7 separate regions of the Mus musculus genome follow, and all the other regions are linked to region 7. A link is a loop called in an ENCODE intact Hi-C map of the cell type or tissue named here. Cell type or tissue: gastrocnemius. All regions are shown on one strand.

Region 1 (4,000 bases), 510 kb before region 7:
AAACCCCAGGTTTCCTGGAAAGCAGAGATAGAAACAGGGATCATGCTGACAGGCTTGGGGGCTTGATCCAACTCTGTGATGTCAGGCATGTCGATGGATGCCTGGCCCTTTCCCCAAGGCTTATTAAAGACTAGGTGAGCATGAAAACTCTTAAAGCCAAGGAAGAGTGTAGAAGATATTCAGAATACCTACTCATCTACTTAAGTATCAAATAATATAATGCAGTTAAGAACACTTAATAAAATTTCAAGAATTACAGAAAAGCAGAGTGATACTAAATATTTTGCAAGGCCTTTTTAACAGTTCCGTGATTCCTCAAAAGCAAAGAGGCAGTGACCTTATTCTGAGGCAGCGACCACTCAAACCTGAGCAAGGTGGTGTGGGTTATTACTATTCAGAGGGACTCACTGCTTTGCTTTAATATAGTTTTAAAACATTTCACTAAAAAAAGTACTTTTGAAAATCTCAAATGCTGCCTCTCCTAAAACAGATGCTGTGACCTAATGTTTGGCTACGCTTCTCACCTCACAAAAACATTCTTTCAACATGAGCAGCACACTCTGCGTACCTTGTAGTAGAAAACTAAATGAGGACTCAAGAGTAAAATCCTCACACTGTCTGATCTGGTCAAACGCCTGAGAGTAAGAAAACGGAGTAGAAGAATGGAAATTGCATGCATGACATCTTTTAGAAAATCAAATCTCTAGCTTTTATGGCTTCTGAACATTAGTCTATGTTTATCCATATACAACTTAAAGTTATTCTCACTGGTATTTAATACACATGCTACAGTGTATTTAAACAACTCAACTGTTGGGATTTCTGAAGCTCTATTTTTAAACTATGTGAGAGTGACGTTTTCTTCCTACCAGGGAAACTGTGATAAGGTTGATTTCTGACAGATCCCAATATGCTCCAGAATTTTCTAATTTGGGTGAAGGTAGAAGAAACATCTTCTTCTGACCTAAGAAGAAAAGGTGTGTCACGATGCACCGTGACTCACTGTACGTTCAGATCAACAGTCCTCTAAAACCCACAAGAGCTGCTGTGGGCCGCTTTGGTTTGTATTTGCTGGACTAGACACAGGTCTGGAGTTACATCGCCTTTGGCAGAACATCCTGAACTACATTTGACGGGAGGCATAGTCTCCCTTCTCAGCCAGAAGATTGCATGAGTAAGATCTAAGGGAACTGCACAGGCCGTCCTGTACCAAGCCTATTTTATAGCATTAGAATTTTACAACCAATGTCTCCTTTATAGCACTAAGTGGCAGGAGGCAATCACTTACAAAGAGAATAGGGGTTTGCCCTTCACTTAAGTGCATGATGATAGGGAAGTTGGCTAACGGCTTCTTTGTTGTCTCTAATAGTGAGTTTCTAATGGTGTCATCTTAAGTGAGTCCGGCCCATAATTTCGTTTTAAGGTGGTTGGTTTTTTTGCTTTGTGCTTTTAAGATAAGCTACTAAACTATATATTTTAAAATTCTTATGTGTTACTAAAAGTGGAATAGGAATGGAAGGCCTTGGGAACTGTAAATTGTAAGTGAGTACAATATGACTGGTATAAAGGGCAGTGCAGACAGAGGCCAGCCACATAATTTGTTCTTTTGTTCAGATAATTGTAATTGGGCTTCTGCTTGGTCATCAACCTGGCCTCACACACAAGGGTGGAGAGGTAATATGTTCCTGTGAGTGGGGACAGTCATTTTTACACAGGAAACCTACAGATTATCTTGTACAAATACACTAACTCAATCCATGGTTTCACATGCTTTATGAGACAGGAGCAAGATTAACTCATGCAATGAGAAGAGGCCCGTTGTATCCGAAGATAAAACACACTACAGCACCAGCACACGAACTGATCATCACCATCTTTTCTGCCAGGTTTGCCAAAAAAGCTCACCAAAAATAAAAACACGGCCTCAACAAGGCAAAGGGTTCATTCAATACCCGGTGCACACAGACAAGGAGAGAAACAGGTGCTATAGGAGTGAACATCCAAGGAGGGAAGTGGCACGAGCTGAGCTTGGATAAATTGGAAGTGTTAGAACAATAAGGGTGTTTCAACAAGCCCAGCTGGGAGCACTGCTCTTCAAGCCCCGCCCCTACTCCAGGAGCAGTGACTGGCATCCCTGCTCCAAAAGTGCTATTTTAATGAGTTGCTTCAAATACAGGCTCCAAGAGCCTGAAATTAATCTTTCTGTCTCCTGAATAAGAACATAAATTTGCTTTCAATCTTGGTAATAGAAAGATTGTTTTTCCCAAGTTTCCAGAGGTCACCATCTCTTTTCTTTACAGCCAAACCACTTCAGTGCATTATCCCTGCCTCTCTGCAGAGGGCGCACACATAGGACACACTCACTGACACTTGCTTAAAATGCTAAAGAGGTTAGGTGTCCTACCTCTTGACATGGCTCACTGACAAAGTCCAGAATTGGTGGCCTTCCAGACTCTAGGCACATTGTTGAGATTCCAGCAATGTCAGGATCGCCTCCAGCACTTGTGGTTTTATACACCCCCTGGGTACCCACAGTTCTGCTGAGAGGCCATCAGTAAGCTGTAGCCTTTCAGATACAATCCCACAACAATCTGTTTGTACTTCCCTTTTAGCTGACCTCAGCTCAGTACTGTTTTCTTCAGGGAACTGTTTCCTGATGCTAAACTAGACCTGTTGACATCACAGGCTCTCAAAGCACTCTTTCCTTTCAAGACCTAATTAAGCTTGTATGACCACTGTTACATTTAGTTATGTATGTGTATGTATGTGACCATATTCATCTGTGTATGGGTGCATACGTATGCACATGCTGATATGAAACATGTGGGGGGAGGCAGAGCTCACCTTCTAGTGGACACTGGAGTCACTGATCCCTTACCTATTGTTCACCTTGCTTTTTAAGATGGGGTGGCCTGAAGCCCTTCAAATCGACTAGGCTGGTTGTCCAGCAAACACTGTCTCTGCTGTCTCTAACTGAGCTTCTTCTTGGACCCCATTACCACATTTATTTTATTAATACGCATTCCCCAGTAGGCTTGGATGGCCACAAAGAGTACAGCACAAGGTTACAGCCAATGACCAGAGCATCCTTACCAGAATCCTTACCAGAGCAGAATCCAGGCCTCACAGGCATACATTCTTGTCCTCAAGAAATATGTGGTGGCTAGATATCAAAAGAGCCTCAATTATGCCCATACTTGAAAAGGACAACACAGGAGCTCCTGAATTGGTGTGAATCAATTGCTTTGTGCCTCCCCAGTGAGGCCACAGCACATAAATCTCCTTCCAGGCACTCTTCTTCCACCTCATTGTAGGCCACACAAGGGGCCTGTGTCCTTCAAGAACAACAGCTCTGTGCAACAGGGTCCCCTCTGACATCATGATTGCTGACAAACAACTGTGAATGGTAAGTCACCGTCTCACTTTGTTTTATGACCCACGTGCTCGTGAATGAAGCTTTACACCAACGAGGTAATTGAAGGCCCAGCTCTCTGCTGGGTATCTGGCCTGATATTTCATGTTCACTTGACAGGAAAACACTGTAACAGCTCAACATACACAAAGCCAGGGATGAACACACTAAGCTAGGGAGATTAAGACACCCAGGTTAGATTATTTTGTTTGGCCTGTGGCAGGTCTCAGCCTTCCTTCTGTGACAATGCCCAAAAAGTCCTCTCATGAGGAGAATGTTACCTGACATTCTCGTCATGAGAAATGGGGCAGACCCATTTCTGTATTTCCCAAGAAGCTGTTAATGCAGTGGAAAGCCCTGTTTGCTATGTGTAATCACCTCCAAGACTCCCCACATCGAAATCTTCTCAGCCTGCTTCATAAATAAATTCTCAGCACTGGGCCTGGGTGGCCATGGTGAGGACAACGGCTGGGGACCTTAGCTTTAGGCAATAACCTCTTCAGCCTGTGCCACAGGTGCCTGAGATATCCCAGGATCCTCCACTGAAGCAACAGGACTGTCTGTCCAAATCCAACACAGCTAAGTAAT
Region 2 (4,000 bases), 260 kb before region 7:
GGATTAAAGGTTCAAATTCCTGAGCCTGTGGGGACTATCATCCAGGCCACCAGCAAAAGAGAGGATAAAATTACATTATCCACCATGTTCCATTTTAATCTCATGGGACACATGTTCTCTTGCTTCATTCTGCTCTCTCACCAAGGTCCGGTCATGGTCTAGACATGATGGCAAGCTCTACACATTAAAGGGACTTAGGTGTCAAGCCAAGAAAGGGTGTATGTGACTGTGCCCCAGTGCTTAGGAGCCCGAGGCAGAAAGATCGCAGGTTTGAACATGGGCTACATGGGGAGTTTCAGGCCAGCTTAGCTACTTAGCAAGGCTGTGGCTGAAAGAAAAACTCAAAAGGGCCTGGCACTAGCAGGTACCAAGTTCAAGTTCAAGAAAGGCCAAGCTTACATTTCAGTCAACCGGAAAGGTTTCTAAGCAGCAGCAGCAGCTCAGTGTCAGGAAATAACTGCAAATCACAGCTTTCTAACCGCAGACCCTAGCTCGGACCTTCCCCGCGTCTGTGTCCTTCGCAATCTGTTAAACTGTCCTGAACATGCCTGAAACATTCGCAGCAGCCGTATGTTCCGGGAAGACAATTTGTCAGTCAGATATTAATTGCTATTGTACGGATTAATTACTTGCTATTGTAACTTGGAGACTTAGCAATGTAACAATAATTATCTCTTAAACATTATCTGTATAAGTAATAAAATATAGCAATTCAAATTTTCTGAGCATTTACCTGGGGTTAGACAATGAAGTGAGCGCTTCGTGCAGAGTTTCAAGTCTCATCATTACCATCCCTGCAATGCATTTTTCTTTGCTGTGACAGCATGCCTGAGGAAATATTTATTTTGTCTTGCTGTTCGAGGGGTTCCTGTCCAGTTTGCCCAATCCACTGCTTTGGGTCTGAACCAAGGCAGAATATCATGGTGAAAGGAGTATGTGGCAGAGCAAAGAGTAACAAGGCAGCAGAAGGTGCTCTGTCTCCGGAAGTCTTCCTAGTAAGCCACACCTCTCATTTCTAGTGCATTTCAATGACTTCCAATCATTAACCAGTCAATGAGTTAAACAAGCCAGGAAAGGTGGTATGTGACTGGTGCTCAAGGGCCTGAGGCAGAAGGATTGCTGGTGTGAGGCTGGCTACAAGGGGAGTTTCAGGTCAATGTGGCTGCCGAGCTGGGGCAGGCTAGTGTCTTCATGATTTAAAAAGGAAAAACAAAAATCACCTCTCAATAGCATCCCCATCTGGACCTCAAGCTTCGATCCATGAGCTGTTGATAATACTTTATACAAGAGACAAAATGCAGGAGCGAAGTGAAGCTCCCAAGAAAGAACTGTGTGTTCCAGGTTACAGAGAAAAATGAATGTTCCATGTAATCACAAACCATATGTTTATACATGGGCCCTGAGTGCCCTTCTGCCTGCCTCTCACCTTAATCTACATTAATTCATGCACTTGTGTGCCCATAAGATCCACGGCAGACATCCCTTTACATGGCATAAATTGCTTTATCCCATTACATTTCACAGCCTCGACTGAGACCCACCTTAGAGGGCCTCCCCTCTGCCACCTGGAACACGAGAGCAGCGTGCTGTTCTCGGTTCTCACAGTGCACATCCTTACAGCAAGTGTTCTCCTGGAAAAAACTTCCTGCTGGAGAGGTTTAGTTCAAGTCATGGCTTTTGCATGAAAGTTTAAGGATGAAGTATGTGATTTTGAAAACTGCCATTGTGGGGTTTTGAGGGGGAAAGGAAATGTTATTTCCAGTCCCTGGATAATAAGATTTACAGACAACTTCCCAGAGGATACATTTGCCTTTGAAGGCTGTAAGCAACAGTGGTTGCTGTTTGCCACAAGAGGCCACCCTACAGTTTAATCGTCTTCACTGTGAGGTGATTTGTCCTTATCTATAGCCTAATATTCTTCCCACGAAATTTCAATGTGGCATCCACTAGTTGCTCTCATAAATAATCCCTCAGTTTCTGCCACCCATTTAAAATTTTTTGACAAGTGAACCTCGTATTCACGGGGCCCGGGTCAGGTTTCTACCAGGTGCCTTTTAAATCACAAATACTTTTCAAACACAAAGGAACAATATAAAGCAATCTTAGTCAGAGAGATGCTTAAGCTGCTAGGCAAAATATGACTAGGGGCAGGGAATGGAAGAGACAACATGGAGGAGGGGTAGGTAGGAGACAGCATGACAATGAGAGAAAGAGAGAGAGAGAGAGAGAGAGAGAGAGAGAGAGAGAGAGAGAGAGAGAGAGAGAATATGAATCTATTTCTCTTCATCCATAAATGCCTGCATCAGCATGAGTGCTGAGCTGCCTTGTTCTAAACACTTAGTAAGAAAGAGCAAGAAAAGCAAACAGCCAGGCAGCCTCGAACTGAACCATCAGTTAACAAAACTTCACAACTTCTGTCATTATATCAATCAGCTATCCACACACCACCTCATGACTACTGCCACGATATCACAAAGCTATCCACACAATATGTCACAACTACCGCCATTACATCACAAAGCTATAGGCACACTATTTCATGACTACTGCCACTATATCATGCAGATATCCACACACTACCTCATTACAACCACCATTACATCAGGTAGATATCACACAGTACCCATCCATGCTGTTTCATTTCCAAGTTATTTAAGGAGACATTTATCAAACTAGAAATGCCAGGTTTAGCAAACAAAATACAGATACCAATTTGAACTTCATAATAATTTTTATGTTAAATCTATCCTTTGGAGGTGTGGGGTTTCATGTATCACAGACTGTCCTGAAACTCTTTCTGTATCCAAGGATGCTCTTAAACTTCTGAACCTCCTGCCTCTACCTCACAAATCATAGGGTTGTACGTATGTATCACCATGTCAAGTTTGTGCACTGCTGGAAATTGAGCCAATGCTTCCTGCATACTAGGCAAGCCCCCTCATAAATATCTAAGATAATACATCTATATTAAAAATTTGGGTCTTTTAAAAAGTATTTAACACAACAGAGGTGGGGCTGGAGAGATTGCTCAGTGGTTAGGACCACTAACTCTTCTTCCAAAGACCTAGATTTAATTCCCAACACCCATATAGCAGATTACAGGTGTCTGCAATTCTAGTTCTAGGGGATCTGATGATCTCTTCTGGCTTCCACAGGCACCAAGCACACAAGTGGTGCACAGAAAAATGTGCAAGACAAACACCAATATGTATGTGTGTACATATATGTGTGTATACATGTGTGTGTGTGTGTGTGTGTGTGTGTGTGTGTGTGTGTGTGTGTGTATCAGAAAATTAGGTTTTTAAAACCAGTACCTCTTATAGAGAGGTCAAATATGACTGCCATACAGTATTTCGCATGGTAAAACAATAGATCATTTAGTCAGTAATATTAAGCTGCAAGTTGTGCCAGATAGATCTCTAATCACATCACAATCATGATGAAGCAAATATGTAATATAACTCTCCCAGTGTATATATACAAAAGTGGAACCAAGCTACTAGGCTACCACAGGGACCATCAGCAGTAAGGAACATCATTCTTGGTGCTGTATAATATAGCAACCCTGAGGGTTTGGCAACAACAACAAAAAGAAGGGAGGGAGGGAGGGAGGGAGGGAGGGAGGGAGGGAGGGAGGGAGGGAGGGAGGGAAAGAGGGAGAGAGGGAGGGAGGGAGGGAGGGAGGGAGGGAGGGAGGGAGGGAGGGAAGAAGGAAGGAAGGAAGGAAGGAAGGAAGGAAGGAAGGAAGGAAGGAAGGAAGGAAGGAAAATAGAAGCTGTAACTAAAATGTTCTTCATGGGCCAGCAGTTCCTGGTTTATTTGATAAATATATTTATAGGAATCAATTCAGTGTTGAACAGGGCAAAGGATCAATAAGCCTGTCTGGAGCATGCTGTCACACTCTGTATCACATTCAATCCAAAAGAGCCAAGGTTAACAGCCAGCTGCTCTGAGCATCTATCAAGTCTCTATGTATCCATCATATAGCTCTAGGCAGGGA
Region 3 (4,000 bases), 320 kb before region 7:
AAGAGCTGAGCGTTCGATGCAAAGCTCCATAGACAACTGATGCCAGCCATCACTGTTTTGCTCACTACTTAGGCATGGGAAAAGTGACCACATGGCACTTCTAAAGAAGCAGGATATCCCAGGCTGACTCTTGACTGCCACACATTTTCTCAGAGAATTAAAGAATACTTTTAGAAGTGCCTTCTGTGAGGCTCCAAAAATACCACAAACAAACCAAAGCTGGGTACGGCCAGCCCTGCTCCCTGTAGAACTCACAGAAAGACGATCTGGTGACCCGAGGAGGGCATCAAAGAGCGCAGGGGCAATAGAGGAAATCGAGGATCGAAATCAGACTTTCTAGCAGGGAATGGAACACAAATAGGAAGAACTTTAAAGTTATACTTCAGGGCTATTAAGACACAATGAAATTATAAAACCCAATTCTGGAGGGGCACAAGATAAACAGGCATACACTGCCAGCCATGAACTCAGCTTCAATCTTCCTAAATGATCCTGCAGCCTTTAATAAGAACTGTTCAATAGCAGTAATTTCAAAGAAATAACCAGGAGGGGGGTGGTCATTTAGACCAAAAAATATTACATTTCATTAAAAAATAATGAAATTGAAAACAACGCTTCAACATACGGAAATAATTAGACAAACCATGACAAAGCACCGTAGTGCATAATAGCATTTTTGCTAAAGACATGCATAACATATCCCATTAAAAATACACTCGTAGGCAATTCTAACAGAAAGATACATATATTTAATAGACACATATATATTCAGCCCACAAGAAAATTGCAATGAAATGTATTTATATACTAACTGTAAAACACAAAATGAAAAGCAGGCTCATTGGAATATGTTGGTCTTAATGTTACATGGGAAGCCAAAGTGCTAACTAGTAGTTACCTCATAAACACTTTTATCCCTTGGGATATCTGTGTGCTATGGATATTTAATGTTTAATTTATTGATAGCTTGACAAGATCTCCAAATACCCGTAACATACCACTGAGGGGTTGTCTAGATGTGGGCAACCTCTGGGCAGGCCAGCAAGGGACTTCCTTTATTAGGTTAATGGAGATGGGCTGCATCATTCTGAGTAGACAGCTCTTTCGTCATAGACTGTACAAAGGAGAAAGCCAGCAGAGAATAAGACTGTTTTTCCTGAATTGAGAATACATTGTGACCAACTGCTTCAAGCTCCTGCTGCCTTGAAATCCCTGCTGTGATGGACTGTATCCTCAAACTGAGTACTTGATCATAGGGAGAGGAGAAGTAACTAGTATGGAAGACGTTAGGAAACAATAAAGGCACAGGACTCTAGCCTTCTGCAGTTCACCAGAGACCTACCTCAGCTCTCCACTGCCTTTTTTATCTTTAAACACATAATATATTAATTATTAGTTTACAGAAATAAAGTGTAGAAAAGAACATCAAAGGAGGTAATGAAGATAGCTATGGGGCACAGACAAACCAAAGCTGAAGATGCATGGGAAATGGAAGTAGCAGTGAGGGAGTGGGGTGAGAGGGTGGGGGCAGCCACACTCCAGAAAGCAGCTAAAACAGGAAGAGCACAAGTCAAAGGTCATATCCTGTGGAAGAACCTGAGATCGCCAAGATGCTCAGACCTGCTTCCAAGTGCCACCGGAAGCCAATGGCAGTTCAAATTAGACAGCGATCCCACAGGGCTTGGGCAGTCTGTCCCTGGCTGCCTCTCAAGAATGCCAGCGCTGATATGAAGAAAGGAAGTGAGGAACAAGGCCAAGGACAAAGGCAAGACCCAGACGAAAAGGTCAGATGCAGGGTGATCTTACAGGGAACTTCATGGCCGCCAAGTCCACACTGAGCACAGCAATCAATGGTCTTCACCCACAACCAATTTGGTTGAGAAAATGCAAGTACAAAAAAGGCGATACTTAAAGTAGAAAAAAGAGGCCATAGCAAAAGATAATGCAGCTATAATACCGAGCCACCTTAAGTCCAGAGATGGGAAGGGGAAGCACTAGCTGCCCATGATTCATGTACTGGTTCTTCCACAGCTAGATATGAAGCAAGGTAGATTGATAAAGCAGAAGAAAGACTGCTCAGTCATACTAGGGAGCAGATATTGCTGGAATTCACGAGCTCATCATCCAATTCAGTACATATGTAAAATTTATTAATTCAATAAAAATTCAAGAAATGCACTTTGGGATAGATATATGAATATTTGGAGGTACACAAAAATGTACACACACACTCATGTACATGTGTACTCACAATATATGCATACTCACACCTATATAATGCACTCACATTCACACACACTTATATAAATCACATATACACACACTCCCACATACAAATACACACACAATCACATACATATACATACAACTCTAATGAAATATCTTTTTATACACAAATCCAGGGGATATTAAGTATAAAGATGCCCATATAATACTGTGAGTAGAAGCAAAAGATGTAGACAAGCAAGGGAACTCTTCACTGTGGGAAGAGTTAAACACAAGAGGAAAAGTGGACGAATATAGAGAACACTACATACTACTCAAAGGTAATGAGCAAGAATGGCGTAATTCAGACAGACCTCAGAAGATGGTTCTGAATGAAATAAGAAACAAGATATCATGATCTAGAACACACAAAATACCACATAAAGCAACACATTAGCAGTGAGTGTCTGTGGGTAAAAGAGATCTAAGCACAAAAGAAAAGGAAATCAAAGAAAACACGCGATGAGATGAGAGTGTCTTTACCCTGCAAGAGTCAACACCCCATGAAAAACACACTGTCTAAACTGTTTGAACTTGACACGTATACTTTGTGTGTTCCTGTTTGTGCTAGTGTGTGACCTCACATGGAGGTCAGAGTTCAACCTTAGGCATAGCCTCCCCCTTGGTTTTTGAGGTAGCCTCTCACTGGGACCTGGGCTTGCCAATGAGACTAGACTAGCTTCCCAGGCATGGCTGCAGATCACCAATGTCCCCAGCACAAAGTACCCAGGGCTTCTTCATGTGGGTGCTAGGGAGGAAACTTGGGTCCCTAGGGTTACATGCCAAGTGTGGAACTGACTGGGCTCCCTCCAATCTCTTTATTTTTTTGTGTGTAACATGGGGTCTCAATACATAGCACTGGCTGACTCAGTGCTCACTGTGTAGGCCTGGCTGGCCTCGGATTTACAGGAATGCTCTGTCTCTGAGTGCCAGGGTTAAAGGCATAACCATACACCCCACTGTATAGTTTCTAAATAAAATGCCCCAGTGACCTGGAAACCAACTTTAATCCTTATCAGCAAGGAAAATCTCACTTGGTGCCTCAGGGCACATGAACATCATGGCGACCATTCTGACCGTTCTCTTCCTCTTATGAAGTTCACGTATTTTCCAATCATGAGAGTCAGTATTGCTTTACTATTCTTCACAGTTATACCAAAGTCAGAGCTGAAACCCTGAGGTGACAGTGTTCTGCCGTGGTCAGCTGGGCAGGGTCCACTCAGCTGGCGCACCACTTTCTCCAGCGCCACCACATGTGTAACTCAGCGTTGCTTGGGATCTCAAACAGGAATCTCACTCAGCTTGTGGCGGATCCTTTTCAAATCTTTCACACAGAAGAGCTCCATCTGAGCACGTGGGCTCTAATGTGCTCCAAAAACGATCTCAAAGTTGGCCAAAAACTGAATCCAAGAAAAGGTTTTCCATTAAGATAACTACCTGTTATTAAAGTGGAAGACCCACTGTGTTTCTATTTGGGGAAAAGGTTAAGCCTCTTTAGAGTTTCTGGAAAACCCATCGCTGTTTAGGGAAAGGGTGTGTCGCTGAAAGCATTAGCAGGAAACTTCTCTTGGGGTGACAAGGGCAAGAACTCAAAACCTGTCTGGCGCCTCACACCATCAACTCGGTGTCCAGTCAGTCCAGGGTCGGAGACTGAAGTGCAGCAGCAGCCGGGGCAGGACTTACACCCAGCAGTCACAGGAAGCTCACTGTTGCCTGCTCTCCTTCAGGTTACGTC
Region 4 (4,000 bases), 390 kb after region 7:
CCCCCCCCCCTTCCCCAGGTGTAAGAACTACTGTAGGCAAATAGAAATCTACTTCTGCAAGGTCTTGTATCCCAGTAGAAACAGTAAGACAATAAAAAACACAAACAACTTGCAATGATTTGTGGCAAGAGCCTACTTGAAAACTATTACAAAGGCAGAGGATAAAGGCTGGGAGAAGGCACAGAAAGACTGTGATGGGATTTCGTTGGGATGTCATGGGAGGCCAAGGGTAGTCATATCCTGGATCTAGTAGGGACTTTGGGGACATGTTTGAGGAAAAACACAAGTCTTAAGTAATCAAGAAGGAGCCGGAGCGGAGACAGGAAGTGAAGCAGTTAGCTCTTTTCGGAGAAAAGCAAAGGAACGTACTGAATAGGCTTTCATTTCAAGAGAAAAACAGTCGTGTTTCTTTTTCCATTTGTTAAAGGCTAAAGACTGTGATTTATGACAATTATTTCCTTCAAAGGGGAGTCTCACCTTAGATGCTCTAAGAAGTGTTGATACTGACATTTGGTTCCCGATTGGTACAGCGTAGTCTAGTGCTCTTCGCGTATTGGCTCTTGCGCCTGTTTTCAGATGAGAAGCCACCTTGGCTCCCGCCCCTTACCGCAGGTTGCTGTGGGGATTGTAGTTCGTCCCGTTTGGGCCTGCTGTGGGATTTTTTTTTTTTTTTTTCCCGTCAGCTCCCAGGTCCACCCCAGTGGGGACACGCTCAGGCGGCACTCCTGTCCCGTGCTCCCGCCCTCTTGCCTTTCATTCCAGCCACCAAGATCTTGGAAGGTAGGGGCGCGGGAGCCAAGCCCAAGTGGAACAGAATGTGGGGCGCGGGCTGGGTTTCTGTGCGCGTCTGGTCAGTATCCCTGCGGCCCGCGGGGCGGGGACAGGCCAGCACCGCTTGCCTGATAGTGGCCATCTGACAGGAGAACTCGCTCACCTGATGAGACGTCTCGGGATGGACTCAGGCGCCCCAGCTCTCGAGCACATGTCCTAGCCTCAACCCTCCCCTGGGGTAAACTGAGGCACCGGGTCGCGATAGCAGGTCCACGAGGTGTCATTGTGGCTACTTTTGAATAGTTCTTCCGTTCCATAGACAAGTGTCAGGAAGCCCAAACAGGTCTGTGTTAAACAGACACCTAGCTTAAGTGCCCCAAAAGGTTTGAACAGGTTCTAGGGCAGCTGCAGAACAGGGTTCACGGAGAACAATATTTTGGGAAAGACTTTGCATTTTGATAAGTTTAAAACATACAATAAAGAAAAACAAACCCACATCAATTCACTGTGGCTCGAGAACTCGTCACTGGTTGGACCCTCTGCCTTTGTGGTTTTTAATTTTAGTTTTACACTCAGGAATTGAAAGCTGAAACAGATTGTAGAAGGAAGGAGCCAGGTTGCTGGAACTTCGGCCACCTTTGCCTCTGTCATACGACCTTGGACGGCCAGCCCAGCGGTCCTCATGTGGATAAAAACCAGCCTAATGTTCCCTGCTCTAGTGGACCAGAGAAGCTGTTTGCAAATGTAATCAGCACTGAAGCCAGGCTTCCGAAAGTTTGTCGGTTGAAAACTGTTTATTATCGGTCTCCGAAATATGCTGAAAATACCCAGCGGTTGTTTTAGAGAAACACTAATCAGGGCTAGGCTTGTTCTGCCAAGGGCAGCCCTAAGAGCATCCGTGCTTAAGCTGATTGTACCTGAAAGCTCCTTTTTCAGGCTCCATTTTATGGCTCAAGCCCTTGGCTGCGGAGGGTTCTGGGACTTGTAGTCCTGCTTAATTGCACCCATCCTGCCAGGTACTTCAGATACCAATGTGCCATTTGGCCGGACGAGATGTCTTCTGGGAACTGAAGTCTCACTACAAGTGTCCCCCGGGAGGTAGCCCTTTCCCTTAGAACTACGACTCCCACATGCCCTGCCTTCTTGGCTGCCTTCTTTGTCCACATGCTTAATTATGCAAGGAGTAAGAGAAAATGTTTAGTAAAGATTTCCCCAATCTCCTTCTCCCTCCCCCTCTCCCTCTCTCTCTCCTGATTGCAAATGGTACTCAAAGTATTGTATATGATTTTTTTTTTCTGCTAAAGCATGTTCACATGGTCTCCAAATCACTCTGTAGTTCCCTACCCTACCAAAAAACCTTGAAAAGAAGGCTGTCCAAGGTTTCACAGCCGTATTAAAATTGGGCTATTTTAGCATATTAGATTCAGTTATAATTTAATCTTTTTTAAAGCAATATGGTAGAGATAATCATTTTTTCTATTCATCGAACTGATTAGGGGACGAAAGTTAAGAAAGTTAAGTAACTTTTCAAGTTAAGCCCCCTGGGTAACAGAAGTAATGGAATTGTAGCGCCTTCTGTTTGAGAGCTTTTTTTCTAGAAAAGGACCCTACGTCACAGAACTATAGAGTACAAAACCTTTCAGTTGCACAGTGGTGCTTCTGTAATTAGGCACTAAATGCTAATGCTACAAAACCTTTTGAGATTACTTAAGTCCAGTTCAAAGATCTCTCGGAAGAATTACTGGGAGTAAAGGTTTCAAAAATGTTAGCTACATATAGCTTGAATGCACCTTAATTTCAGCGATGAGGAAACTGGTCCCTGTAAGGCAGACTAGTTTGTCTGAGGTCATACCGTTGGTTTATATCAGAAAGGAAACGACTCTCCAGCATCTTACTTCCAATAGCAATACGCTACCAGGAACGGCAGATGGGTTGCCATTTAGGTAATGTTATCCTCCCCCGTTCCCAAGATTTGTTCTTTATAGACCACACACGAGGGCCAGTTGTTGTAAAGTCTCTTTTTTAGTTAGAAAAGTTTTCCTATTCCATTAATTCAGCAAATGTTCTCCTGAGCATCGTTCTGTGCTCGTCTCTTCAGGTGTGAGGGTCATTACATGAGAAGTGCGCAGTGTGCCAGAGCTGGCAGGTCTTAGGGATCCTCTCTGTTTCATTTTAGAATCAAGCCAGCCAGCAGTCTTTCTCTCATGCCTTTGGGTCAAAGGGAAGTGGGTTTCCCGAGGCTTCCTCGAGTTGCTTGTTACCTCAGGGCAGTGCGTGTCCTTACCCCACGTCATTCCTGTAAATATCTGGTGGCATGCGCTACGGATGCTTTTGCTTTTGTGTTCTTATCTTAATTTGTATGTTCAGCGTCAATATGTTCCACTTCTATTTTTGGCATTAGTTGTGTTTTGGTTCCCAATCCTTTTTTTTTTTTTTTTTTTTTTTTTGTTCCTCCAGAGATGAGAAAATGAGGTTTGGATGCTGTTTTTACATTCACAGATAGCACAATCTAACACTTTGATATAAGGTATTGGAAATGTACACGTGACATGTGTGTTACACAAACCTTTGGTTTGAAAAGACACGGAGACCTTCAGTTATATATTCACAGATATGTAAGCAAACACCGCTCACCTTTCCCCGTGTGAGAGACGATTTCTGGATAATTAGGTAATGGCATAACAGCTTTCTAAATTGTTGGCCAAACTTTGTAAATTATTGGCTAAACATTCAGAACAAATCACTATGCATGACGTTCTCCCCATCGACCTCTGTGACCTCCAGTGCTCCCTGAGAGCACATTCATGGACTTGCATTCATTAGCACCCCAGAGCTCTGCTCCCATAGCTTGTCCTTCAAACTCACTTCACTCTTTTAATGTGGAAATGCAGCTTTGAAATGTAAGATGCAAGGTTATGTTACTTCAACAAGAACATGGCAGAGAGAAATTCCGGTCTCTGAGGTTATCTTCCAAGAGCCATATATATGGATGTGCCTATGTCTTTGACTTCTCAGATGAAACAACAACCCAGATAAAGGTAATACATATCAGTCATGTGGCATCCTGGGATTCAAATCCCAGCAGTTTGAGGCTTCTGTCAGCTCACAATAGTCTGTAGCAGATAGATAAATGATATGCCTTATTTTGTCATTGTTACGTAAACTTGGTATGTGAAAATAAAATGATTTTTTAAAATTTGTCCTCTTAGAGTAAGAAAGGTGGGCCATA
Region 5 (4,000 bases), 110 kb before region 7:
GAAAAAGCAGAGCTCCCATGGTCCACACATGGAACCTCATGGCTCAGAGGTCAGGGGTATAAGGAGAGACAGCTGGATCACTGGGGCTCTGGATAGCTCCAGGTTCAATGAGAAACCTCATCTCAAGGAAGTAAAGCTGAGAATGATGTGGACGGCCCTGGTGCTGTTGTATTTTGGTGTTAATTCCGCTTCCCCAGGAGGGGCTATCTGAACCAAGGTGACTCAGGTGACTTCTTGGGAACCATGCCCTAATGAATAAAGGGATCTATCACTGGGCGAGTAGGCGGGACTTCCTGGTTCGACAGAGAAAGATAGGAAACAGGAGAGAGGGGCTTTTTGAACAGGGATAGCAAGAGGGCAAGATGTAGCTACAAGTGTCCCCCAGCTTAAATGGATTCGCCACCAGATGGATTTAGAATTAATATGGCTTACAAGATTAGGATTCTAGTTGTTGTGTCCAGCGATTGAGTTACCATTGTTTCTGAACTAAGTTTGCATGGTGTTTACCTTCACATGGCAGTTAGACTGGGTTCAAGAGAGAAAAGTACTGCAAAGCATAGGTTTTGCCGATGTGCACCACAAAGGCTCTGGGGTGGCAGGGGGTTGCAGCATGGGGCTGGCATGGTATCACCAGTGGGAACTTAGCAAGCTAGGTGGAGAGATTTTGGAGCTCTGAGTCAGAGAGTCTCCAGGAGATAAGAACTGGCTGGTGAGACCACCAGGGGTGAGAGTAGCAGGTTGAAGTGGGGGACAATGCCATTCCTTTTTAATATTTCTCGAAACAGGAAATGACAACTGATACTCTCTTAGAATGCACATGCACACATACACACACCATTCTTTCTCAGGACCACCTGACAATACAAAAAGAGCGAGGATGTGAGGCTGGAAGTGAGGAACTGACCAACCTTCAGGAGACCAGACTTGGGTTAAACGTATGCTAAGGCCCCTCAGAGGCAGAAAGGGCATTTACACACTAGAGCATCTGAAGACAACGGTCACTGTCATTTCAAACTTCATTCCCAAGTTCAACAAATCCAAACAGCTTTCCCTAGTAAACTGTATAACCCAGATCTCTAAGTCCTGCAGAATTTTAAAAGGAATCCAATGCTGAGTGCTGGATATGAAATTGCCCTAAGCTGTTTTACAAGGTCCAGGTTTAGCTCCCAGACAGAGCTGTAAATGCACCAAGATCCAAGGCCCAGCTTTCGGGACGTTGCATTTCCCACAGCACTGGGCTATGGGCTGTCCGTCCACTTAGACCCACAGAGGATTTGGGAGTCCCTGTCATATGCCGAAACAGAATTCTTCCCAGCTGAACACGTGTACTTTGCTTCTCCCAACATTACTGCAGTGTGGCAAACACTGGCTGGAATGAATCCACACCACACACCAAAATGGATGCATAAAATAAAAAAGAGAGCCATAAATGCTCCCACAAAACAGCACACATTGCTTAAAAGAGCTGAAAACCCCTGAAGGGTTGCATGTGGTGTAAAGATGGGACAACCCAGGAGATGAGCCGGCAGTGTGGAAGGGCCAGAAAGCCACCCTCAACTCACGTGTGCACACACATGGTTAACAAACTAGGCGGGGGCTGTTAAGTATCAAAAGAAAAGAGGCAACACGTGGTCCTAAGAGCATCTTACAAACACAGGAACCATCTCTGCTGGTTTCAGGAATCAAGAGGAAATTCCCACCAGGGAACCACAACTTTCCCAAGACCGCTGTGCCTGTGTCCAACTCAAAGCACTTGGTCATGTGCCTCCCGTTACCACCCAGATTCTCTGTCTAAGCCAAAGATGATGCTATCGATAGAGCCACACCTTCTAATCTCAGTCCCAAAACAGTAATCACATAATTTCTACTTTGTGCAGAAAGGCTATTATTAAGTACCTAGAATCAAATAAGTAGTCTCTTTCATAACTAAATTTACCACGCCTCTAAAATGTAAGTTCCGCTGTGCTACTGCCCATGCCCCGAGATAGCCCTGAGTCTCTGGTGGATATTTGTCAAGGTTTTCAACATGCAAGTGAGGGTTAAGTCAAAGTTGAGAAAAGCAAGAAAGAACAAAATACAATGCACAGAAGAACAGAACAATTTGTCCTAAGCAGACGAAAACCATCAGTGAGATTTCCAGTTTAGTTTGGTTGTGTGGCTTGAGGAAAAGGCCACAAATTCAAGAGCCACTGGGAGAGGGAGACAGCCAAATAACCCCTGAGGATAAAGGAGTTGTTGAGTGTCATTCGAAGCAGAGAATTTGGAGGGGAGCTTAACCAAATTGTGTGGGAACCACACATGCCCCAAAGGGAAAATGTCCATCCTTCGTCTGGAATTGAAAATCCCAGTTCCACAGAGATTTGTCTGCTAATTCTAGGCCAATCCAGAGCAACAGCTGTTACCACCGCTTTCGGTGACACGCAACCCGTTCAGAAAACTGTCCTGAGAGATCAACGCTGCTAGTCAGGCTCGGCTGGCTTTGCCAGGGCTCCCAGGTTGGGACTGCTGTCAATTACCAGCCCAGCTGTTCTTGGTCATCATACTGATCTTTATAGCCTGACTTCTGCAATACTGACTCAAAGAGCAATTTGGCTTTTGGAAAATAAAAACACCCCTAATGACCCAGTTCGCAGCCCAGGTGTGCCGTCCCTCTGTCCCTCTGCAACGGGTCAGTTCATAAGGCACCTTGAGTTTTGTTAGGCTTAAAACCAAATCCATGTATCTCCTGTAGAGGAGATTTTCACGCTACGTGGAAAATTAAAGGGGAACTGCCCGCTTAAAGACAACTTGGCTAATAGTTCACTTGTGTTCCCTTTGTCTTCCTCCTGCCATTTTCCGTATTAAATTTTATTACCCAGGGGCATTTGCACCAAACAGAATCTTCTTCGTTGCTTAGGAATTAATCTGTGCCTGCTGTTTATTCCCCATTTCGAGTCATAATCCCCTTTTGTGACATCACAATTAGCCACTTGTGGTGATGATTATAATGTCACAAACGCAGGATTAGGACAAGGAATGGGAAACAAAGCGGCAGGAGCTCTGCCTGCTGGGCAGGAGGCTGTCCTTTCAAACAACCACACCTGGAAAAGAGGGCAGTCAGGCCGGGAGGGACCCAGGGGGACAGGGTCACCTTTTCATGCAAATTTTTGAAAGAATTAAAGCCATCATTAGCACACTCTACTCTTTTGATGTTGAAATTTAAAACCACATTCCTTGCATTCCTTACATCTGGAAACACGTTCAATAATGAACCAGTTGATAACCCACGGTAGATCTCACCAACCTCAGATCGCAAGTATTTGGGTGTACTTCCTATAACCAACACCTTCTCCTCCACATCATGACAATCCGACTCAAATGACTGAGCACTGGTACAACTTTATGTAACTTACTTAGGCCATGCTGGTGTTGCAAGGATCACCCTGAAGTTTTAAGACATGGGTTTTCATGATGAGGTGGCTTTTTTGCTGTTGGTTGGTTGGTTGGTTGGTTGGCTGGTTGGTTGGTTGGCTGGTTGGTTGGTTGGTTGATTTTTCCAGACAAGAATATCTCTGTGTAGCCCTAGCTGTAGAATGAGATTTGTAGGCCAGGCTGGCCTCATACAGAGATCTCCCTGCTTCTACTTCCCAAGCACTGAAGTTAAAGGCATGTGTTACTGTCTTAGTTGGATTTTACTGCTGTGAACAGACACTATGACCAAGGCATGTCTTAAAAGGACATTTAATTGGGCTGGCTTACAGGGTCAGAGGTTCAGTACATTATCATCAAGGTGGGAGCATGGCAGCATCCAGGCAGGCATGGTGCAGGAGGAGCTGAGAGTCTACATCTTCATCTGAAGGTTGCTAGTAGAAGACTGAGGCAGCTAGAGTGAGGGTCTTAAGCCCACCCCCACAGTGACACACCTACTCCAACAAGGCCACACCTCCTAATAGTGCCACTCCCTGGGTCACTACAAACCATCACAGTTATATTTTAAAAACCAAGAAAATGGTGTCCCAGG
Region 6 (4,000 bases), 260 kb before region 7:
AGACACACTAGCAACAGTGCACTCATGAAATAAATAAATAGAAAAAGAAACCCACTGATGTGTGCAGCGTGCAGGCCCAAAATCCCTGCATACCAGCTTGGGCTACATGAAATCATTAGTGGCAAAAAAAAAAAAAAAAAAAAAAAAAAACCCATTCAATCAATAAATCGTCCATCAGTTAATCAATTGACAAAGCATTGATGTTGTTTACATCAATATTTGAAGCTCTGCAAATTACAATGACAAAATACTAGAAAATTATTTGGTTCAAATTTATTTATTTATTTATTTATTCATTTATTTATTTATTTTGGTTTTTCGAGACAGGGTTTCTCTGTATAGCCCTGGCTGTCCTGGAACTCACTTTGTAGACCAGGCTGGCCTTGAACTCAGAAATCCGCCTGCCTCTGCCTCCCAAGTGCTGGATCAAAGGTATGCGCCACCACGCCAGGCTTGGTTCAATTTAAAAATGCCAATCTCAATACTACTTTTTAAGTCGTAACTTCTAACTTTGTGCTTTCAAATGATGCTACCTAAGGCAAAGCATACTACCAGCCACGCCAGGCACCAAGTCAGATTAGTTGGAATTAAAAAACAAAACAAACAAACAAGCAAACCCATCCAAAACAGTGTAATGATCGCACATTTTCTGTTGCCAAGTCACAGGAATTTTAAACTTTGCTGCACTTTGGAAATAAACTGTTTCTCCTTCTATGTAAGTAAAAAAATATAAGATCTAGAAACATGAACAAGTTCGTATTGATCAAACAACCTTTGCCTCTGCCAGGCAATTAATAACATGGGCTGTGCATGCTGGATATTTCAGGTTGCCCTGCCAGCCAGTTTATTACATGAGCAGTGGATGCTGCGTATTTTCTGGTATTTGCTGGGTATTTTGTATCCCTACCTCTTTGCTAAAAGCAGTTAGATATTTTGCCTTCATGTTTTTCCAAATAGAAGCTTTGGTTTGTTTTTTTTTAAAGAACTATTCATTACCCTCAGCCCACAGAAGTGAAAAAAATGGGAATTTACTTTATCTTTTAATTATGAATGTATGTGGTTGGGGGATGGGTGGGTAGGAAAGGAGTCCTTGAAGGCAGGTACCTGTGAGGGCCGGAGAAGCCAGGTCCCCTGGAGCTGGCGTTATTGGCAGTTATTAGCTGACTGCATGGGTGCTGGGAATCAAACTCAGGGCTTGTTGAACAGCAGTATGAACTCTTAATCCCATAGCCATCTCTTCCAGCCCTCTAGAAACTTTTAAAGACAAAAAAGCTGTGTAAATGCCATCCGAGCTGGAGTCCTCAACTTTCCAAGAGGCCGGCCAGCTTCCTTCCTCTCTTCTCACCAACCTAGACCATCTTCTTAGCATGGTCCAGCTGGCTGACAGTGTGATGTTTGTGAACTCTGTCTCAGTACCATGGGAGAGGTGGTCAATCCCCAGGTGACATCCTGCCACAGGTGAGCAGAAAATGATGGCAGGTTCTGGAACACACTGAGAACTAACCTGTCAAGTAACTGATGGGTACCCAGACTCTTAAGAAACCTGTCTGCAGCTGGGTGGTGGTGGCGCACACCTTTAATCCCAGCACTTGGGAGGCAGAGGCAGGCAGATTTCTGAGTTTGAGGCCAGCCTGGTCTACAGAGTGAGTTCCAGGACAGCTAGGGCTATACAGAGAAACCCTGTCTCGACCCCCCCTCCCCAAGGAAAGGAAAGGAAAGGAAAGGAAAGGAAAGGAAAGGAAAGGAAAGAAAAGAAAAGAAAAGAAAAGAAAAGAAAAGAAAAGAAAGAGAAACCTGTCTGCAGATGGCATGACATGGGGGCACAAAACTGAGTCCTGCCTCTCAGTGGATCAGGTTTCAAAGACGTGCTTTGCAAAAATTGATCCCTAAGATTTCCCTAAGGTGGAGCTTTCCTTCCTGTCAGGCTTAAATGTGTCTTCCATGAGCAGTAGCATACACAGCCATGGAGGCAAAGTTTAGGCAAAGCATCACAGCTAACAAAGGTCTAGGCTGTTCTCAGCAAAGAGACAAACCACCGAGAACAGACAGAGCTTCAACAGGCCCAAGAGGTTTCAAACACAGAACATGCTTACCAACAAATGTAGATGGCGTGTGAGCAAGAACACCTTCTACAGTGTCTCACAATGCATGTGCCCAAAATGCTGACTGGACGAAGGGGCTGCCAGACACGTGGAGATAAAGGGGGCTCCTGCTTTCAGTTAGGGGCCTGCGACTGGCTAACAGGTAGGGAATAAGGCCAGTGGGAAGTATTGTAATTTATAATAATTAAGAATCAATCATGGGGCCAGGGATAAAGGCCAGTGGGCGAAGAGTCTGGAGTATGAGCATGGGGACCTCGCTTGGCATCCCTAGCATCCGGATGAAAAACCTGATCCACTGATGCTTCTCAGAACAGGAGACTGGAGAAGCGGAGACAGGCGGGTCTCTGGAGCTCACTGGCCAGACGAGAGACTCTGAAACCCCAAATAGTAAGGTGGAGAAGAATGAAGGAAAACATTTGAACTCAATCTCTGGCTTCCACACATGCACACTCGCACATACATAAAAATATAGCAAACCTGCATATGCTATATACATAAGCAAAATTTAGCTGATTAATCATGAAAATCAAAGTATCAGTGAAAATCCAAGTTTGCTTTAACCAACTCAGCTTTGATAAATCAGCAGAAATAGACTTAAAATCATTCAGGGATAGCGTCCGGGGTGAACAAGTTAGGAATCCAAGTCTTGCATCCTTGCCGGGGAAAGGCATGTGTGCCTAGGATCTCTCCCATGATCAGTTTTGGATTCTCACCCCGGTAAAGGAACATGTCAGAAAGCAGCTACTTTGTGATGTTACTTAGTTGCTTTGCAACATCCTCTCTTATATTAAGTGTATCACATGCTCTGCAATGTCACAGGCGGAACTCAGCCTTGGGGACCACTGCACACAGCTTGCATCATCTGCACTGCTCGACGGTTTTGCTTGCAATCCATCTCCCAAGAACACCTCCCCAAAGCCTGACTCATAGAACATCTCTCTCCTCCACTCTCCACACTTTCCCTGCACTTCCAGTTCCTAAAACAAGCCCTCTGAATTTATGAAATCCCCCACACCAGAGGATCCTGTGAATTGTTCAGGTATGAAAATCATTACACAAGCCATCTGCCACTCCATGAACCTGAAGGCACAAAGTGTGGCTGTGGTTGCTCAAGAATGTTATCTATTTCCATCTTGTGCAAATTTAGGAGCAACTGTGGTTTCCTGTTCCAGGGTGTTGTCCAAAAATGACTCCACAGAAGTCTGCAAAAATAATCCTGGGCGTTCTGTTTTGAGAGGAACACTTGAAGAGTTTCCCACTAAGAGAGGAAATGGCCTGTTCTGACTGCAGAACATCCAGCATGTTCCCTGAGCCAGAACCTGCACAATGCTAGTTGAACCATTGTTTCACTCGTAAGTAAGGCAGGGGCCCGCAGTGGAATCAGGCAGGTTTCCTTCGATTCTCACGCTAAAGGACCTGCCTGTCAGGAGACCAATTGTGTTTTGTTACCTATAAGATGTGAATGACTGCATCGTCTGTGTCTTTGTAAAATTGGTTGTACTGTCAATGGAAAACACCTCTTATTTCAAAAGGGCAGTAAGAGTTTCTTCTGGAGTAGAATGTGAGTGCCTGTGGTCCAAAAACAGAGCCAAGCAGGTCACACCCCATAACATGTTTTAACAAGTTCACTGAAGTTCTTATAGTAAAGGAACAAAAGGAAGCCATGAGAGAGGTACTTCGTCAAGTACTCTGGTAGGGCATCAGGTAGGCAGGGCACAGCAGACTATGAAAATGTGGGAAGGACACAATATGATGACATTCTTAGCTTTAGGACCCATAGGACCTGGGGATCTGTGAGTGCAGCTACAAAGGTTTCGCACAAGAGTTATAAGCCAGTGGGGTCAGGAGTAGCCACTCAGGGCCCTAAAGGTAGAATTTGAATCTTAAGTGTTCTAACT
Region 7 (4,000 bases):
GAGGGGCGCCGGGGCGAGGGCGCCTTCAGTCCATGCTCCTGAAAGTTGTGGCTCCGGCGCAGGCTGGGGAGGAACCGAGAGCGCGGGGCTGGAAACTGGCCATGCCTCCATACAGGAAGTAACATGTGAGCATGGATCCTGGCAGAGACTTTAAAGCCGGCGAGCGGGCGAGCGAGCGAGCTGGGGGCGCGCGGCGGCGGGGGCGCGCAAGCACGGGCGCGCGGTGACGCGCATCCCCGAGCTGCCGCCGGCGGGGGCGCGCGTCTCTTAAAGCGGCCGTGCTGGGCTCCGGCTTCCAAGGACTTGCACTACTCTCCTCTCCAGGCGTGCCTAGGGCTATGGGTGTGCGTTTAGGGGAGCTGGTAACCCTGAAGACAGGGAAGAGACCAGCTGCCATCCAGGGTCGGCATGGCTTTGCTCCATTTTCGAGTTCTTAAAGACGAAGTACGGATTCGGAGAGATCCCTGACCTCGTTCATGGATCCGGAACTTGGGGGAGGGGGAAAGGGTGGTCTGGTTGGAATCTGGGGGAGAGGAAAGGACCAGCAGCTACATTTTCATGGAGAGGGGACTTCCGTAAGGCCTCACCACCTGGACGGTGTCTTGACGGGGTGCACCTCCAGCGTCCCTCTCCTGCTGCGTTCCCGGGCTAAGAGACAAAGCCCAGCGGCCTTTGCACTCAGGTTTCATTGAGGTTTTTTTGTTGTTGTTGTTTCCCCTTCCCCCTTTCCGAGCTTCCATTGTTCGAATCTACCTCTGGGAGATAGGGAAAGGGACGGGAGTCCATCCCAGGCTAGCAAAATCCAGCTCCAGGCCCACATCGGCTTTTCCCAAACCACGAAGGTCTGTCGTGGACTTTTCCCCAAACTACGAAGGTCTGTCGCGGAGTTTTCCCAACCCCCGGATTCGGGAAGAAGGTGGCTGCAACTTGGCCTGGTTAGGCAGAGGGCAAATGAAGTGCGCCTCTCACCCGGGGCAGGGGAAAGCAGCACCCCGGGGCAGGACTGGTTTCCCGCAGCCGTCCTAGGAGACACGGCTTAAGTAAACTACAGGGAGAGGCATCCGGGGGAAATGCAAGGGCTAGGTTTATCTGTAATGAGTTTTGTCCCTTGGCTCTCACAGAGATCTTTATCGCTTGGGCTTTTCAGCAACCTATTTTTTCCTCCTACGTTGGTGCTAAAAGAGGGGAGGCAGGTTTTGGTTTGGGTTTTTTTTTTCCATCAAATTTGTAATTGAGCCAACGTAATTAGCCATTTGTATTTTTTTCATAGTTGTTCTGCCACTCTATGAAAAGGATATGGACATATTTTTAAAGTGTCCCCTTGCCGTTTCATCGCAACGCGGCACTGTCCCACACCCACCCAAACATCTCAACCGGATGTTCTTTCGGTTTTCAAATACTATACAGATGCTCTGAGAGTCTGTGGCATTGTTTAGGAAAGCAGTCTCGCACCCACAATTCCAAAGGAAAAACCTCTGAAAAGTTTGGGGTGCAAAACTAGTAAATGCCAGGAAGTTCCTGGAACGGGCCCCCAGATCTATCTTTAGCCAAACCCCGCAAACACCCTTCCCGTGCTAGGCAATGAGGCCAATCTGTTTGCTTTGGAATTTGACACTTCCTGGTTTTGTTGCACTCGAGGGTCGCTCTTGAGTGCTCATGATGACCAGTTCCCTTGAAAAATGGGTTGGAGGGATGGATATCCCAGTGCCAGTCAGAGCGGGATACGTTAAAATGACCCTAGCACAAATGACTGCCTCCTTCGAGGTGACTCCGTATTTTAACACTCAGTCGGTAGGACTTGAATCACACAGAGGTCGGCGACATCATAAGTGTTGCCTGTTGGGCAACCCTGAATTCTTTCTATACTCTGTTTGCTGGTTCAACAAATGAACTGCACATCCACTCTGTGCTGGGTATAATAAGGGCAAGCCAGCCTGTCTGCCTCACCTAGGGAAAGTCAATGGAGGGGTGGTTGAGAAGACATTAAGTGTGAAATGCAAAGAAGGAACGCCAGTACCCCAGTTGTTCAATATGGAGAGTGAATGACCATGCCTCTTACAGTGTATGGGACCCCATGCCTGTTAGTCTCTCTGGGCTGGTGCCTGTCCTGGGACGCCAGGCTGACATTTACCACAAAATGGTATTAAAAGCACACATCAAGCTCCATCAGCTCCCTCCAAATCTAAATGTTTTAGTCAGGCCCATTAGCACATTCCTGTAATCCCAGCACTTAGGAAGCCAAGGCAGAAGAATCATAACTTCAAGGCTAGCCTAGTGTCAGAGCTTGGCTGTTTTTTAATTTAACTTTACAACAGAAATTCACTGGCCTATTATACAAATGTGTTCAATAACCAACTGCAAAGTGAATAGAATAGCCCCAATTTCAAGTCTTAGTGGACAAAACTGACCTAGAGACACACCTGCTGTTCTTCTACCTGGTGAGCCAGGGCTGTTATACAGAGAAACATTGTCTCCATTAAACAAAAAAGAAGAAGGAGAAGGAGGAAGGAGAGGAGGAAGAAGAAGAAGAGGAGGAAGAAGAGGAAGAAGAAGGAGGAGGAGGAAGAGGAGAAGAAGAAGAAGAAGAAGAAGAAGAAGAAGAAGAAGAAGAAGAAGAAGAAGAAGAAGAAGGAAGAAGAAGAAGGAAGAAGAAGAAGAGGAAGAAGAAGAGGAAGAAGAAGAGGAAGAAGAAGAGGAAGAAGAAGAGGAAGAAGAAGAAGAGGAAGAAGAAGAGGAAGAAGAAGAGGAAGAAGAAGAGGAAGAGGAAGAAGAAGAGGAAGAAGAAGAGGAAGAAGAAGAAGAAGGAAGAAGAAGAGGAAGAAGAAGAAAAAGAAGAAGAAGAAGAAGAAGAAGAAGAAGAAGAAGACGAAGACGACGACGACGACGACGACGAAATCGTCTTGGGGAATAAGTCAATAAACAGCACACTCCCTGGCTTCTGTTTCAGTTCCTGCCTCCAGGTTCCAGCCTTGGTATGGGGGTTGCACGAGGCAGTGAGCAGAACTGGAGAAAGGAGCTTGGCAACGTGCTGACAACTTAAAAACTAGGAAGGAAAGCTCCTACTACTGATAACAAATCCCACCCCCCAGATGAGCAGCATAAGCTTACACTTATTTTTTCACAATGCGTGGGCAGGCCGGCCATGGAAGTGTGGAGTTCAGGTGTTTTCTGGAGCTGAACCAAGGTGTAAAGCAGGATGACTCTGGAGCTGGCAGGTTCTCTTCTAATCTCATTGGTTAGAGAACTGCAGTCTTGTTTCTGGCTGGCTGTTAGCCAAAGGATGTCTTCATTTTCAGCTCTCTGGATCTTTGTAACTTCCTTCAAAGCCAGTAAAAGAATTCTCTGTTTTGGCTAGAATCTTAAACGTGACTATCCCACCACTTCTGTACTAGAAGACAGTTGGATCAAGGGAGTAACCATCCAATGTCAAGTGTCAGTCACTCTCATGAAGAGGGTGTTACATATCAGAGGGTGGGCATCTCGAAGAGCACATTAGAACCTTGCCTACCATAGGTCTATGGGAGTACCAATGCCTGTTGCTGTATGATGTCTTACAGCCCAATAAATAAAAATAGCCTAATTTGCTGCCCCAGACCTGTTATCACAGTACTCCTAACACTGAGGCAGGAGGATCACAAATGGAAGATTGGCCTGGGCTGTACAGTGTCCTTGTCCTACTGTAGTTTCTGTTGCTGTGACAAAACTAACTTGGAGTAGAAAATGGTTTATTTAGCTTATAAATAACAGTCCATCAGTTCTAGAGACGGGAAGCCAGGGCTGGAACCTGGAGGCAGGAACTGAAGCAGAAGCCACTGAAGCAGAAGCCGGGGAGGGCGCTGCTTATTGACTTACTCCCCAAGACTTGCTCAGCTACTTCTTGTTGGTTTTTTGTTTTGTTTTGTTTTGTTTTGTTTTGTTTTGTTTTTTAATGGAGACAAAGTTTCTGTGTATAACAGCCCTGGCTATCCTGGAATTTGCTCTTTAGACCTCCAGCTCACAG

The links. A loop is a pair of places that touch in the nucleus more often than their neighbours do. Peaks named below come from ENCODE experiments on the same cell type or tissue, not always from the same donor. Only the 100,000 strongest peaks of a DNase experiment are listed, where the experiment ranks them.
Region 1: a loop joins it to region 7, with 2.8 times the contacts of the local background. A loop is called at or near these places in 4 of 42 quality-filtered maps.
Region 2: it touches region 7 in a loop (2.6-fold over the local background); 13 of 42 quality-filtered maps call a loop at or near these places.
Region 3: a loop joins it to region 7, with 3.0 times the contacts of the local background. A loop is called at or near these places in 6 of 42 quality-filtered maps.
Region 4: it touches region 7 in a loop (2.8-fold over the local background); 8 of 42 quality-filtered maps call a loop at or near these places.
Region 5: it touches region 7 in a loop (2.3-fold over the local background); 2 of 42 quality-filtered maps call a loop at or near these places.
Region 6: it touches region 7 in a loop (4-fold over the local background); 15 of 42 quality-filtered maps call a loop at or near these places.

What each region holds. Positions count from the first base shown.
Region 1 is chr14:12,056,480-12,060,479 of GRCm38, reverse strand. The region is part of intron 5 of Ptprg (protein tyrosine phosphatase, receptor type, G); the gene reads right to left. Among named protein-coding and RNA genes, the nearest start is that of 3830406C13Rik, 230 kb to the left of the region's middle. In gastrocnemius, a CTCF peak has its summit at 2,337; no DNase peak of the experiment used is centred here; H3K27ac peaks cover 3,899 bases.
Region 2 is chr14:11,804,721-11,808,720 of GRCm38, reverse strand. All of the region lies in intron 2 of Ptprg (protein tyrosine phosphatase, receptor type, G), which reads right to left. Among named protein-coding and RNA genes, the nearest start is that of Gm52128, 230 kb to the right of the region's middle. In gastrocnemius, a CTCF peak has its summit at 1,848 (motif pointing right); no DNase peak of the experiment used is centred here; H3K27ac peaks cover 2,119 bases.
Region 3 is chr14:11,866,492-11,870,491 of GRCm38, reverse strand. The region is part of intron 2 of Ptprg (protein tyrosine phosphatase, receptor type, G); the gene reads right to left. Among named protein-coding and RNA genes, the nearest start is that of Gm52128, 300 kb to the right of the region's middle. In gastrocnemius, no CTCF peak of the experiment used is centred here; a DNase peak (open chromatin) is centred at 1,664; H3K27ac peaks cover 3,036 bases.
Region 4 is chr14:11,158,714-11,162,713 of GRCm38, reverse strand. It overlaps a transcript of Fhit not described here. Among named protein-coding and RNA genes, the nearest start is that of Mir5124b, 120 kb to the left of the region's middle. In gastrocnemius, no CTCF peak of the experiment used is centred here; DNase peaks (open chromatin) are centred at 651, 811, 1,462 and 1,796; H3K4me3 peaks cover 2,185 bases; H3K27ac peaks cover 2,048 bases.
Region 5 is chr14:11,662,941-11,666,940 of GRCm38, reverse strand. All of the region lies in intron 1 of Ptprg (protein tyrosine phosphatase, receptor type, G), which reads right to left. Among named protein-coding and RNA genes, the nearest start is that of Gm52128, 92 kb to the right of the region's middle. In gastrocnemius, no CTCF peak of the experiment used is centred here; a DNase peak (open chromatin) is centred at 2,480; H3K4me3 peaks cover 963 bases; H3K27ac peaks cover 2,013 bases.
Region 6 is chr14:11,810,650-11,814,649 of GRCm38, reverse strand. All of the region lies in intron 2 of Ptprg (protein tyrosine phosphatase, receptor type, G), which reads right to left. Among named protein-coding and RNA genes, the nearest start is that of Gm52128, 240 kb to the right of the region's middle. In gastrocnemius, no CTCF peak of the experiment used is centred here; no DNase peak of the experiment used is centred here; H3K4me3 peaks cover 402 bases; H3K27ac peaks cover 3,258 bases.
Region 7 is chr14:11,549,657-11,553,656 of GRCm38, reverse strand. It overlaps Ptprg (protein tyrosine phosphatase, receptor type, G), which reads right to left and starts at 104. Exons shown (of 30, transcript NM_008981.3): 1 at 1-104. In gastrocnemius, no CTCF peak of the experiment used is centred here; DNase peaks (open chromatin) are centred at 169, 908 and 1,520; H3K4me3 peaks cover 1,877 bases; H3K27ac peaks cover 1,826 bases.